Linked DNA regions of Homo sapiens: region 2 is linked to region 1. The links are chromatin contacts, found by Hi-C in ENCODE. All regions are on one chromosome and are shown on one strand. Each heading gives the region's core, a stretch centred on a gene start or an enhancer-like site at or near the end of the contact. The rest is flanking DNA. Distances are from core to core; before and after follow the strand shown.

Region 1 (4,151 bases), core at 718-3,217:
GATGCTGTTGAAACATGAATTCTTTCCATGATCCCCTCAGTAGAATTTAGTGAAATGAAAGGATAGCTTCCATCACGTTATGTTTAATTCTTCCTCGATTTCATTTATCTTTTTACTTAAAACTAGTATTTTCCAACAACTACTTCCCTTAGAATCTCTGTAAGCTACAGAAATGTTAGCAGCTTACTTTGGTCATATCATGGGCCAATGCAGCAGCGCTGTCTCATGATTGTGAGCCTAATTTAACTAAAAATAGCAAGGGAAATGCTGAATTCTGAAGCATTTCTGTCGTTCCCTATAGCTGAATGGGAACGTTTTCACTCAAAGAACAGCTCCTCTTGCCTTATTGCAGCATGGAGGACTCAATCACATTTTCCCTTGAGGCTGACAACAATTAAAAACTAGCTGCCATAAGACAGTATTCACAGATATTCACAACAAACACAAATTGGTGCTTTTCATTGAGACAGGCAGTGTATGCCACACAGACAGCAGGACTCAAGGACAACCATCTCTTTCAATGTCCAGCATCTTTGAAATGAGCTTGGCTGTTAATAAGACTAATGCCTTCAGTGTTACTCAGTTTCATTCTTTACAGCTTTTATTTTCTCTTTAAAGACCCTACCAGTCAGTTGGGCCTCTTGATCAGTTGGGTAGAAGTTGGGAGATATACATTGTTTGGGAGGAGATCATAATTTAAGCAAAAAGCCTCCGAGGAATGAAATGCCACGTCTTTCCATTTGCAAGCATTCCCACCAGGCTCTCTTTTGGAGAACTTCCCTTCCCTTCACCTCCCCCATTTTACTATAACATTGCGTCAGATATTTAGAAATGTTTTGTTTTAATACCAAGTGACTTTCTTTTTTTTCTATATCTGTTTTCTAACCAATCTGATACTTCAAGGCAACAAATAAGAAACGGCTTTGTTATTGAATTGGGAACAAAAGGTACAGTGGAGAAGCATATTAAAATGTTCAGAAAATCCTAAACTGAAATCTGTTTACTAAAGCCACCAGCTGTCACTTCCTCTCCTGGCTGTCGTGCACTACCTATCTGGAACTGTCGCCTTGCACTCATTGCCCTGACCCTACTGTATATCCGCTCTGATGTTTTCTTAGAAAAACAAGTTTACCCCCTTCCCTCTCAATTACATCTAAATGTACTCTAAATGTGCTGTCATTCTCAATTGCATTCAATGTTCTTTTCAATTTTAAAATGGATGTTTATAAGAAGTAGCATGACAATCTATTTAAGAATAAAAGTCAAAGAATTAAACTAAATGACCACAATAGGAATCATCAATGTGGAACTGAGAATGTTGACTTGAGTACCTAGAGTTCAATCATAAATTAAAAATCGTTAAAATGTGGTGTTTGGGGTTACAAACTCTGTTTCAAATTACAAGTAGCTGTGCCTGGCATGTTAGGATTGTTTTCTGATCTTAATGAATGCTAAAGTTGAGATTTTTCAGAAGGATAAAAAGTCTTTTTAGGAAACCATTACGGATCCTCGTATTTCAGTGACCCCATCCACCCACTCCCCGCTTTGCTTCAATGTTGGCAACATCTGACACCCTTTTCGGCATGTTCAGGAGAGAAGCCAAGGATTAAACCGGCCATGAAAACTCTTTTCCTTCTCAACTCACCGCTGGGAAGCGAGTGTATTCTGTAAATTCCTGTATCTGGCCAGGAGGGCTTAGGGGATAGGGTGGGCCGCTCAGAGCTGAGACGTACTCACACTGTGGATAGATAGACGTCCGTCTCCAAAACCGCCAACTTTGCTTCTTCCACTACCGCTTGGCTCCCTGTAGTCAATCTGCATGTGATTCCTATTAAAATCCTGTTTCCTTAAAGCAACAAGGGTTTCAGCCTAGAGAATAAGATATCTGACCTCTGGAGCCCATGAGCTATCACTGCTACATATATTCACTGAATCAACTATCAGCACGCAGGCCCTATCAGCAAAGGAGAGAAATGTGCAAACTTCTTGCAGCATTAATCAAACCTGAAACGTTATTTTTAAGGTGTCACGAAATCCACGTTGACTGACTGGTCCTTTTAATCTTAATTTTGAACAGTTGCTACTCCAATTAAATTCTACCACCTAGCATTTTCAAACAGCTCCTGGTTGTTTCCACAAACTCCGTTAATGGACAGCTGTTTCTGACAGCTCCCTGATTTGCCAGTGCTGTGTTGGCTGCCGGCACAGGAGGCCCGTTCTGTATTCTGCTGCTGGCACCGGGGGATATGCAAATGAACACATGAATCAGTTGTCACCACCACAGACACTGTGCAGGGAGACGATCAGAATGTGTGGGGAGCTTAGTTGGCTGCAAGTGAGGGGAAAAGAAGGGGGGTAGGAAAGCTTCGGTTTCTTGAAGTGAGTTTTCTTTTCTTTTTCTTTTTTGAAGTGTCTCCAGTTTATTTTCACTTTGTGGCATTCATTAGATTTCAGTTCAGGAAAGTGCAATCTGTTCCTCGCCAATCACCAACAGAAACCCTGAAAGTTTGGGAATGATAGAAACATTTCAGGTAAACACCATTAGAACTTTGGTAGCACAAGCAGAATATTATAGGCACTTCCGTTTTTCAAATATTTCCCCATCCGAAGCGGGTGAGGGAACGATGGGGACAAAACAAAACTTTTGTTCCCCGTACGGATGTGCTCGAGAACACTTGGCTTGGGTTCCAAAGCCTGGTCATAAGTGCTCTGAATTATTTCCAGCAAGTAATGCCGAACTGCTCCACCCGCCAAGCTGAATGCTCATACACATGGTGTGAATGCGTTACATGAAGAACAGAGTGAGTGAGCCCCAGCCCCGGGGGCTTCCGTCCCGTCCCTCAGACCTAGCCGACATACGAAACAATGGAGAAACGTTGTTGCTCTTGTGTTATTTAGGATTCAGTCAGGGAAGTAGTTCCACTAAGAGTGACACAGACTGTGGGGATTATGATGGGCTGCATCTTATGTAATTGTGGGATGTGGTGAGGCTCCAGTCACTGTAGGTCAGCAGGACCTGTGGCTGGGAAGAAAAGCTGGACAGAAAGTGGTGACCGCAAGGACAAGTTGAAATCCGTGAGGACATACTGGAACCCGTAGAGACAAATGGGAACCTGTGAGCACAAATTGGTACTGTTTCTGTCTCTCACTGCCTGCAAGTTTGATGGCATGGGTGATCTGAAGAAGGAGTGACACCTTAGGCCACATTTCTGAACAGGACTTGGCCTAAGACTTGAAGAGACAGGAGGAGCTGGAGGAGAGGGGGTCCAAGTGGCTGCCCTTCCCAGCAAGAAGAGCCAGTGGGTCAGTGACAATATGCCCCAGCTCTGGTGAGGCTGGGAGCCCTACTCCAACTCTCTGAACCTTAGGACGACTGTTTTACTTCACCTGCCCAGTCATTTACAAATTCCTCTGCAGGCAACCTTCATTCAAACCATAACAGGAAGGCAATTCTGGAAATCATATTTCCAGCTCTGCTAGGTTGACCCTTAAAAATCACCACAGCTGTATACCCAGTTCCACTTTGCCTTGAGAATCCAACATGACATTGTCTACTGTGGGTTCCATACATCAGTGGTAGTACCAATCACATTACCTGGAACATGGACAAAGAAGACAGGGAGAGCTAGAGTTAGGCATGGAGTCAAGTGATGGAATTACAAGATGGCCTGGAGTGAAATATGGTTAAAAATGTACCACTGTTCAGGGATCAAGGAGCAAATCAGTATCACATATTGGTTTTATTGAAATACTGTTAGAAGTCCTACAAGATGGGGAAAGCTAACCAGGGCCAGGTTTAGCACAGGTACAAAGAATGAGAAAGATAAAATATGATCTCGATTACACCTGGCTAACACATATTATCTGGGACTTTATGTGTCTTCTATCTAAAGAGAAATGAATACAGACTTCATTTCTAAGTTGGTTTCACATTGGTATGTCTAAGCTGATTTAAAATTGCAAATGTTTGAGAATACCTTTGTATAAGGGATACCTCAGACATGATTTAACAAGAGAGCAACAGCCAGAAGAAATCCTATGCTGTCATCAGAGTTAATTCAAAACATTTGTGGGTCTTATGTTGCTACTCATTATCAGGAGAATGATTATAATTTCCCTTAAATCTAAAATAGGTTTAGAGTTCATAGCAG
Region 2 (4,151 bases), core at 754-3,253, 440 kb after region 1:
ATGGAGTCTCGCTCTCTTACCCAGGCTGGAGTGCAGTGGCACAATCTCGGCTCACTGAAAACCTCCGCCTCCCGGGTTCAAGAGATTCTCCTGCCTCAGCCTCCCGAGTAGTTGCGACTACAGGTGCGAGCCACCACACCCAGCTAATTTTTGTATTTTTAGTAGAAACGGGGTTTCACCATGTTGGCCAGGATGGTCTCGATCTCTTGACCTTGTGATCTGCCCGCCTCGGCCTCCCGAAATGCTGGTATTACAGGTGTGAGCCACCATGCCTGGCTGGCCAAAACTGTTCTTAACTGAAATGAAAACAGAGAGTCTGGTCTTTCCCAGTACAGAATGCAAAACCTGCCATTTTGTCCTTTCATTACCGTTAGGACCATTGTCCTTTTCTCCCTCTCCCAGCCACTTAATTTGGAGGGAACCATTGCCTGGAGACAGTGAAAGTTTAGTAGAGTAAGAGGCAGAACACTATTCATGTATTGCAGAGCCAATACTACTACACGGTTAGGATACATCATTCAATCACTCAACATTTATTGAGCACTTACTGTATGCTAAGATCTGTGTTAGGCCCTAGAGGTCAAAAAACGAATGAGAACAAGTTCTGTGTTTCAAATGAGTGGGATGGATAATACATAGATAAACACGTAAGGTCACGTTGTGTTATATAAAAAAAAAAGTAGGCAGAGTAAGATCATGTAGGGAGCTATTCTAGACGAAATGGTCAGAGAATAGCAACTATTTCTGAACTTTACACAGAGCCTAATTTGTGACTTTTCCACTTTCTCTGAGAGGTAATAAGGAAATTTTGAACTTATAAAACTTTACTAAATCTCCACATTAATAATCTAAACTCAACGAGGGTAGTAGAGCAACCTTTACTTTGAGGTTTTTTTTTTAGGAAAATTGCTAAATTTCATTGTGAGATTAATCAATACATAACAGCTCACAAACGTGGCATGTCGATAAGGGGACAACTTAAAAGTTAAGAAAATGATGACCAGCTAATGACAGCTATGCAAGATGGTAAAAAACAGAACAGAGAAAAAATGGAAGGTTGAAAAGGAAAATGTAGCAGGACAAGCCGGAGGAAACTTGGGCGTGAGGAACAAGTCATCAAGGCAATTGGAAATTTCTGTGGATATGACAATGATGTCAGGAAACTTTCGGGTGGGGCAGAAACTTGAGTGACAGATGTTGTTCAAAAACAATGTGATTCATGATCTTATTTACAGCAGGAAGAATCAGAGTTCCAGCTATTCCTAACAGCGACACTGCGGAGCTTAGGAGGAGAACTCCTTAGGGGATGTATCAGGTTTAAAACCACAACCCTCATTTTTCTTATCTATGGCTCTTACATGGGCTGGGAATTCTGAAACCTGGGAGAGGCGGTGATCAAAAACCTGGAGGTTAGAAGATTCCAAGTCATTCATTAAAGTCCCGATGCGGCCGGCCCCCAAGATCTCAAAAGGAAATATTGCCGAGTTCCGTTTCCCAGAGCATCTATTTCCCCTCGAGTATTGCAGATGTAATCATAAACACAAGCCAGTTACAGCCACAACTTCATGCTTTAGCGAGAACCCAGTGGCTCCTGCAAAGTCCTTACGCTGCTAGAAACCCCGCCCCCGTTCGTAACTATGGGAACGGCTGACACGCTGAGAGCCGGAGATAACCCTGTTCCGCCCCCTCCCTGACAGATACTGTTTCCCACTGTCTGTCCACATGGGCGCACCGCCTCACTATTGGCCAGGGCTCCAGGACTGTGCCTGGCCTCAGCCAGTAAACGGCCTGTGCACGTGCACGCCGGAGCCTCCCGATTGGCCAACACTCCCTGATCACGCACGGCCTTCCTGCGCCCACCCACGCGTGGGAGCGCCAATGAAATGACTCAGTGACCATCTACAACAAATCAGCAAGAAGCAGGGCTCGCAGCTGACCAATGGCCGCCCGCCGGGGGTGGGCTGTCCCGGCCCTTTTCCAGGCCCAACTGGGTTTGTTAAAGCGACAGGCCTCTCGGCGAGCCGGTGCCCCATCGGGTACCGCACGGCTGCCGCGGCGGCCTTACCCTGCCGCGAGCGCCTGTGACAGCGGCGCCGCTGTGCTCGCGACCCCGGCTCCGGGCCTCTGCCGACCTCAGGGGCAGGAAAGAGTCGCCCGGCGGGATGGGCGGGGAGGCTGGGTGCGCGGCGGCCGTGGGTGCCGAGGGCCGCGTGAAGAGCCTGGGTCTGGTGTTCGAGGACGAGCGCAAGGGCTGCTATTCCAGCGGCGAGACAGTGGCCGGGCACGTGCTGCTGGAGGCGTCCGAGCCGGTGGCCCTGCGCGCGCTGCGCCTGGAGGCCCAGGGGCGCGCCACCGCCGCCTGGGGCCCGAGCACCTGCCCCCGCGCCTCGGCCAGCACCGCGGCCCTGGCTGTCTTCTCGGAGGTGGAGTACCTGAACGTGCGCCTCAGCCTGCGGGAGCCCCCGGCCGGTAAGCGCAGGCGAGCGCCTGGGGTTCCCCCGCCAGGCTGCGGGGCCGGGGAGGGGCTGGGAGGCCGCGCACCCTCGGGATGCCCACCTGGCAGGTGAGATCAGGGCGGGCTTCCGGGGGTGGGGTCCGGCCTACCCTCGCGGGTAAGGAGAGACCGCAAGTCCTGGGTGCGCAGCTCTTCCTGGCGCCCCGCCCCTGGCCCGCCGGGCCTGACCGGGACCAGTGGCTCGGGATTTTCTAGGACCGCGACGGGAGGGGGCCATTGGGTGCGGTGGGAACCTGTGATTGGACAATGGGGGATCCAGAAATCTAGGTCCTGTTCCTTCTGGTCCAAGAAAGGGACGGTGGAACCGGCGGCTATGAGGTTCCATTCTGCGGTGCCCGTGTCCTATGGCCTCCACTCCTCCCTATCCTGCATACGTTCTTGGTTCATGATGAATTAGCAGAAATTTGGTTTGGGGAATAGGGAAGTAGTTTCTGAGGGGTAGGAGTTCAAAGGAAGTGTTTTCCAGACTTGATCATCATGCTTGGTTTCCCTCTTCTGGGGAGCAGGGCAACTTAGTAAGAGTTGTACCTCTACCTGATACTGCTGCTGTTTCCTCCGCATCCTCTTCCTCCCCATCCTCCTCCTCCCCTCCTACCCGCTTCTTCCCCTCTCCCCCACTTCTCTCCACTCAAAATGCCTTTAGAGACAAGAGCATCAGGGCGTGTCGGGATTTCCCTTCCTGCTCACTTTGGTGAAGTCCAGTTCACAGTGTAGACTTTTCCAGAAGTACCCATGTGGGGACACACTACATGAGCGTTTCATTAATATTAGATACCAAAATTGGATCCCTTTAGTCACGAAAATACTAAGAACCATGAGTCTTACTCATTTCATGGATGGAAACTAGTTTAAACTTTTACGTTTTTGCCATGAGCTTTTATCTATCAAATAAAACAATGGTATGCACCTCCTCTCCTTGAAGAGTAAACGCATTATATCTATGTGCTATGTCTTATACAAAATATAATAGAATATGTGGTTTTGCCCTATCCTACTGTGGACACAGTGAACTCCTCGAGGTAAGTGATCATCTGAGTCATCCCAAAATTGTAGTGAGGAAAACTATATTTGGAACCAAAACTGCCTTTTGGATCAATGGGAACAGTGTGTTAGTGATAGTTCTTACTCCTTCATGCACTTTCCTCAGTATGGCTTCCAGGATCAACCCAGGCCCCAGTGGAAGCAGACAATACAATTTGCAAGATGGCCGAATGGAGTCAAGGACCTTGGGAGTGAGACATACATTGATTTTTGTCCAGGACTTTGGACTGTATCTCTGGGCCTATAACTGCTGAGTCAATAGATGTAAAATTAAAAGCAGTTGAACCTGGGATTAGCAATAAAAAACTGCTTTGGTAAAATCTGGGCTAACATTTTTTTTAATTCACAAGTCAGATGTTTATTCGTCACACACACACATATATACACATGTGGAACAGAATGTAAAAACTAGACAATTTGAAAATCTTAAACTTGTTTTAGAATGTATCATAGCACATATTGGCACAATTACATTTTGCTTAAAATCATAGTCTCTTTTAGTTGGGGAAAAAAAATAAGTCACCCCTAATATCTATAGCTTGGAAGAACTTAGCATCTTTACACAGTCTAGATTCTGGGGGTAATTTAATTACAA

The links. Hi-C counts contacts between places; a loop is a spot of excess contacts on that map. Pooled maps may share reads with other maps.
Region 2: a map of gastrocnemius medialis shows a loop between it and region 1 (4-fold over the local background). The contact joins the promoter of ARRDC4 here to the promoter of LINC02254 in region 1. A Hi-C loop is called at or near these places in 2 of 168 maps with a recorded cell type or tissue (Right ventricle myocardium inferior and gastrocnemius medialis) and 2 of 50 pooled maps.

What each region holds. Positions count from the first base shown.
Region 1 is chr15:97,519,844-97,523,994 of GRCh38, forward strand. It overlaps LINC02254 (long intergenic non-protein coding RNA 2254), which reads right to left and starts at 1,968. Exons shown (of 5, transcript NR_120324.1): 1 at 1,738-1,968.
Region 2 is chr15:97,958,700-97,962,850 of GRCh38, forward strand. It overlaps ARRDC4 (arrestin domain containing 4), which reads left to right and starts at 2,004. Exons shown (of 8, transcript NM_183376.3): 1 at 2,004-2,469. The coding sequence starts at 2,163.